2 separate regions of the Homo sapiens genome follow, and region 2 is linked to region 1. Evidence: chromatin contacts called from ENCODE Hi-C data. All regions are on one chromosome and are shown on one strand. Each heading gives the region's core, a stretch centred on a gene start or an enhancer-like site at or near the end of the contact. The rest is flanking DNA. Distances are from core to core; before and after follow the strand shown.

What was found. A loop is a pair of places that touch in the nucleus more often than their neighbours do. Pooled maps may share reads with other maps.
Region 2: a pooled map shows a loop between it and region 1 (10-fold over the local background). The contact joins the promoter of KIAA1586 here to the promoter of LINC00680 in region 1. A Hi-C loop is called at or near these places in 7 of 50 pooled maps.

The regions. Positions count from the first base shown.
Region 1 is chr6:57,960,031-57,963,045 of GRCh38, forward strand. It overlaps LINC00680 (long intergenic non-protein coding RNA 680), which reads right to left and starts at 1,416. Exons shown (of 4, transcript NR_132996.1): 1 at 1,291-1,416. LOC101927293 (a long non-coding RNA gene) reads left to right here and starts at 1,518. Exons shown (of 4, transcript NR_187657.1): 1 at 1,518-1,712; 2 at 2,151-2,218. It also overlaps the pseudogene LINC00680-GUSBP4. RefSeq lists enhancers at 1,318-1,417, 1,438-1,487.
Region 2 is chr6:57,045,427-57,048,126 of GRCh38, forward strand. It overlaps KIAA1586, which reads left to right and starts at 1,267. Exons shown (of 4, transcript NM_020931.4): 1 at 1,267-1,350; 2 at 1,887-1,970. The coding sequence starts at 1,330. RefSeq lists a silencer at 25-319 and enhancers at 949-1,038, 1,855-2,700.

The sequences.
Region 1 (3,015 bases), core at 166-2,665:
GGAGACTCCATCTCAAAAAATAAAAAAATAGAAAAGGCTGGGCGCGGTGGCTCACGCCTGTAATCCCAGCACTTTCGGAGGCCGAGACGGGCGGATCACGAGGTCAGGAGATCGAGATCATCCTGGCTAACACGGTGAAACCCCGTCTCTACTAAAAATACAAAAAAAATTAGCCAGGCGAGGTGGCGGGCGCCTGTAGTCCCAGCTACTCGGGAGGCTGAGGCGGGAAAATGGCGTGAACCCGGGAGGCAGAGCTCGCAGTGAGCCGAGATCTTGCCACTGCACTCCAGCCTGGGCGACTGAGCGAGACTCCGTCTCCAAAAAAAAAAGAATGAATAGAAAAACTACAGAACCAGTATGTGTGAACACAACCCAAGGCCAATATGTGTAAGTCTACTGTTTAATTACTATCATAGAATTAATACACGCTGGTCAAAAGAGAACAAGAAGACCTTGAGAAAAGGTTCAGGGAAGTTAGAATCCCAATGTTTGGATGAACAGCATTTATAATTTTAAAATGCAAAATAAAGAGAAATCATTTCTCATGTATCAGTCTACTAAAGTTTTGTTTTCATTTTTTAAATAATTTTCTTTTTAAATAATAATACCTACTCTGTGTTGGTACGGATATGGTCAAAATGGCATTCTTAAATTCTGTTAACTTTGGTATAACCTGAAACAAGTTTTTTGATGGGTATTACGGCAGTAAGCATCAAGAAGCTTTAAAAGGCACATACCCAATTTTTCAGCTTTTTAAGTATTTATACTTCTGAATAAACTAGGCTCTCTTTTAGAAATCTACCCTACAGAATTACATATTTTTAAAAATCCTCGTACAAATGCTGTTATTTACAAAAATGTTCATTTTAGCATTATTGGTGACTTAAAATTAGAAAAATCCTTTCTCTTCCTCTCTCTCCAGGACTCTCATAACTGTCACCTGAGTTGGTTCCAACGGATACGCAGAATAGAAGACAAATGGGAGAAGAATATTGACAAACTGCAAGGTATGCACCCGAGCTACAGTAATTCCGAGTTGACAGCTCGATCTCCCCTCCCACTCTGCGGCTCTTCAAACCTCTGCAAAAGGAAGAGGGTCTCTGCCTGGGGCAGTCACTCACCGAACCCCGAACCCCGTGAAGCCCATGGTGACCACAAGCTGCGGGTCCGGTCCCGATGCGTCTGAGCCTGTCACTGGAGCAAGAGGAAAAGAGAGGCGGCCTAGTTAGTGCGGCGCCCCAGCTCCCCCGACACGGCCCACCCCGCCCGGACTCGCTTCATGAAACCCACCTTCGCTGGGCCCAGAGCGCTCCATGGCTGGCCGCACACCGCAGAACCAGCCACAGCGACAGCCCAAACAACTGCAGGGGAACTTGCCAATAACTCGCGGCAAATGCTGGAGGAAGTACCGCCTCCAAGCTACAGCGGCGCCGCCGAAGCCAAGAGCGGCGCCTTCCGCAGAGGGACTGCGGCTTCCTGCGCAGCGCCCCCTACCGGACAGGCGGCGGGAAAACGCCGCGCAACTCAGACCACTGGAGCGGAGTAGTATCTGGAGTTTCTGTAACATCCTTTCCCTTTTTTTTTTTTTTTAAAGCCAGAGCCTCTGTCGCCCAGGCTGCAGTACAGTGGCGTAATCTCAGCTCACTGCAACCTCTGCCTCCCGGGATCAAGCGATTCTCCTTCCTCAGCCTCCCGAGTAGCTGGGATTACAGGTGCCCGTCGGCTAATTTTTGGTTTTTTGTTTTGTTTTGTTTTGTTTTTTTTGTTTTTGTTTTTGTTTTGAAACGGAGTCTCTGTCGCCCAGGCTGGAGTGCAACGGCGTGATCTCGGCTCACTGCAACCTCCGCCTCCCGGGTTCAAGCGATTCTTCTGTCTCGGCCTCCCAAGTAGCTGGGATTACAGGCGTCCACCACCAGGCGCAGCTAATTTTTTGTATTTTTAGTAGACACGAGGTTTTGCCATGTTGGCCAGGCTGGTTTCGAACTCCTGGCCTCAAGTGATCCGCCTGCCTCGGCCTCCCAAAGTGCTGGGATTACAGGCGACACCCTTTGCTTTTTTTTTTTTTTTTTTTTTGAGGCGGAGTATCACTCTGTTGCCCAGGCTGGAGTGCAATGGCGTGATCTCGGCTCACTGCAACCTCTGCCTCCCAGGTTCAAGAGATTCTTCTGCCTCAGCCTCCCAAGTAGCTGGCACTGCAGACACGCACCACCACACCCAGGTAATTTTTTGTATTTTTAATAGAGACAGGGTTTAACCATATTGACCAGGCTGGTCTCAAACTCCTGACCTCCTGATTCACTCATCTCGGCCTCCCAAAGTGCTGGGATCACAAGCGTGAGCCATCGCAAATACAAATATTCATTAAACGTATAGGCTGTCTACTTACTCTATGACCTTTCTACCTAGACTAAAGCCAAAAAACTCTGACACCCTAAAAGATTCATAAATTATTTACTACATAAGGTTTAGATGCATCATTACCAATATTGCACATAGAAATTTAATGTTGTTAGTTGAGCAAACAGATGCCATGACTATTTCTTCTCTTTATAAATCTTGGTGGCTTATGGCAGCAGAAGCCTACTCCACTATTTAGGCTCCTATGACAGCTACTTTTCCCCTGTTGAGAAAGTTTCACCTTAAGTTGCTACCAAAAAAATTATACAATTAATGTATTTTGTAACTCCTGAAAATAATTGTTTATATTATCATCTCAAGTAAAATAAAATATTTTCATAGAGAGATGGAGAGATGTGTAGGCAATTTATCAAATATTAACCTCTTCCTAAACATGGGGTTGAATTCCTCCCGTAACATTGTAACGTTGTTAGAATTATGTGAAAGGGGGCTTTGTCTCAACTATCCTGCTAGTCATTCATTCAACAGCAATCTATTTATGTTGTATGTTTCCCTAAATGTTTCCATTTTTGCCTCCAAACACTGCTAATTTGGTTTGGTTGCTATTTATTTTATACTGTCTTATAAATCCCCTGGAAAGTGTATTGCCCCATGCCT
Region 2 (2,700 bases), core at 17-2,516, 910 kb before region 1:
GCATGGCTACACGGAGGAAGGGGTTTCTGAGCACAATACTCTGTGTGTGTTAACTTTGTAGTTTTGAAGTTAACAAGACCCTGGGCTCGCTATGCAGTCCGTATGTGATGTTGAACCCTTTACACACAGCACTAGACGGTTTTGAACCTATCAAAACACTGCTTCACTTAAATTTCACCAACTCCTTAAAATCCTAGTAAGTCTATGTTTTCCTTTGTTCCTATGTTCTCCTTTTCTCCCACTTTGTGGGTTGTCTGTTTACTCTGCTGATTATTTTTTTTGCTGTGCAGAAGCTTTTTAGTTTAATTAAGTTCAGTCTATTTATCTTTGTTTCTGTTGCATTTGCTTTTGGGTTCTTCATCGCGAAGTCTTTGCCTAAGCCAATGTCTAGAAGGTATTTTTCCGGTGTTATCTTGAGCAATTTTTATGACTTCGGGTCTTAGATTTAAGTCTTTGATGCATCTTGAGTTGATTTTTGTATAAGGTGAGAGATGAGGATCCAGTTTAATTCTTCTACATGTGGGTCACCAATTATCCCAGCACCATTTGTTGAAAAGGGTGTCCTTTCCCCACTTTATGTTTTTGTTTGCTTTGCTGAAGATCAGTTGGCTAATCAGATACCTCATAGCTCCTTTGTTGTATAATTTTGTGCATTGTAGATCAGGGTCAAAATGATAAAGGTGATTTTCTGGGACTACAGACTTGTCAATAACAGGTGGTCCTAGGCTGATAGAGGTAAACAAATAAAAGCTTTAAAAGAATATTCTCTGTTAAAATTTGCTTTCATAAATTTCATGTTTAAAATCATTTGTGAATAAATGTTAAAATAAAAAGGTGAGCCACGATTTTGGTAAGGCAATTTCTGAGCAAATCACACACAATTTTTTTTCATTCCCATTGATCTATTACATAGACGAATATTTGGTTGTGAAAAAGTGAGAGAAAGAACTCGGCTATTTTATTATAGTAGAGCAACACCGAAGGGAGACGACTTCGCTGTAGCTCAGAGTCTTTTTCCATTCTTCACCCACGCGCGGGGCAGTCGCGCGGCGCGGTCGCGCGGCGGGTAGGAACTACCATCCCAGCATCCTCTGCGGCGCGGGGAAGGAAGCCCGGGAATGAGAGAAAGAGGCTCCGGGGAGATAGCGGACCAGTGAGGGCTGCCCCTCTTTTGAAGCGGTTTTCGTCTCTTTCCGCCAGTGGCCTCCCAGCTCACGCAGGGGCGGGTCCCGGTAGCGCGAGGCGGTGCAGGGCGGGAAGGGGAGTGGTGGCGGCTGCGGCAGTAGGGACAGCAGGAGCAGTGGTGCTGTCAGCGCGGCCGTCGGAGACATGGGAGACCCGGGGTCGGAAGTGAGTAGTCGAGTGAGGGTCCTGGCGTTCTCAGAGGCGAACCGCGAAGGGTTTGTGTTTTCTGCGGTCTGAGGCCTGGTGCTCCGTCGCAGCCTCGGGGCGATACCTCTTCAGTGTCTTGGGCCGAGCCCAGCTCTGGGGCCTGGTGCGTGTCTGAGCGAGGAACCCGCAGCAACAATGGCCGCCCGGCCCCCCGCACGGGCCCTGGCGTTCGTTGTGGCCGCGGCTGGGCCAGTGGGAGCGACGTTTTAAGGCAGGATTGCCCTTCGGTGTTGAGCTTGCGTTCCTCCTGGAGTAGATAAGGGGAATTGTGAGAGGCTGGTAACTAACGCGTTTTCAGCGTTGGGTCCCTGCAGCTCCGCACACTCTGTGGCAAGAGCCAGAGCTCGAGTTCCGTTCCTAGTCGGGTTTCCGTGAAATTGTGCTCAGTTCGTTTTCCTCAAGAGCTCTCTGTCTTTAATTGTTCCTTTCGGAAACGCTCTCTTCCTACACGAATGTGGCTGAACAGATAAGCATGTTTTGGCTTGTTTTTATAGATAATAGAATCTGTCCCTCCAGCTGGCCCTGAGGCATCTGAGTCAACAACGGATGAAAATGAAGACGACATTCAGTTTGTCAGTGTAAGTAGCAATGATGATTGGGGTTTTCCCAGAGTAAAAGACTATGGTGGGCCATTATGTAATGTTACCTCACCTGGTCATTTAATGTTCATGAGTGTCTAATACATACTAGACACTGGAGCATGGCGCAGGATTGGGAAATTTACCAAAAGAGCTATCTGAGCCACCCCCGTAGCCATCACAAAGAGCACGTCCTAAAGAACGTGCTGTACACTTAATCTCGCCCCCTGCCTTTCATTTAAACTTAAGATAAAAACGCTGGTGTCTAAAACGCTGTTTTGAAATGGAGCAAGAGTAACTTCTAAAGGCGACACGGAGGAAGGAGCTGCTAATGATGAGCAAGGACGTAGAAAACAGGAAGGGTTGTGAGAGCCCAGAATCTTAGCGTTATGGTGCTTCTAACATGAAGGCAAATAGCTTGAAGATTTCTCTAACCTCTGAGATCATCATGTTACGGCATAGTACAGTTGATGCTCATAATGAAGAATCCTACATCACTGGGAACATGCTCTATTTTTCTGAGTTTGTTCCCTTTGAGACAGTAGTTTTCAAGCCTTAGTAAGTATAAACAGGCAGATTCCTGGGCCCCACTGCAGACCTACCGAATCAGAATTTCCAGGCGGGGGCCTAGGAATCTTCATTTTCAGACAAGTGCAGGGACATAAGGATTTCTGAGCACACTTTGGACAGAATGGGTTTCTAAAGCAGAAGGGAGTGTTTTATGATATAT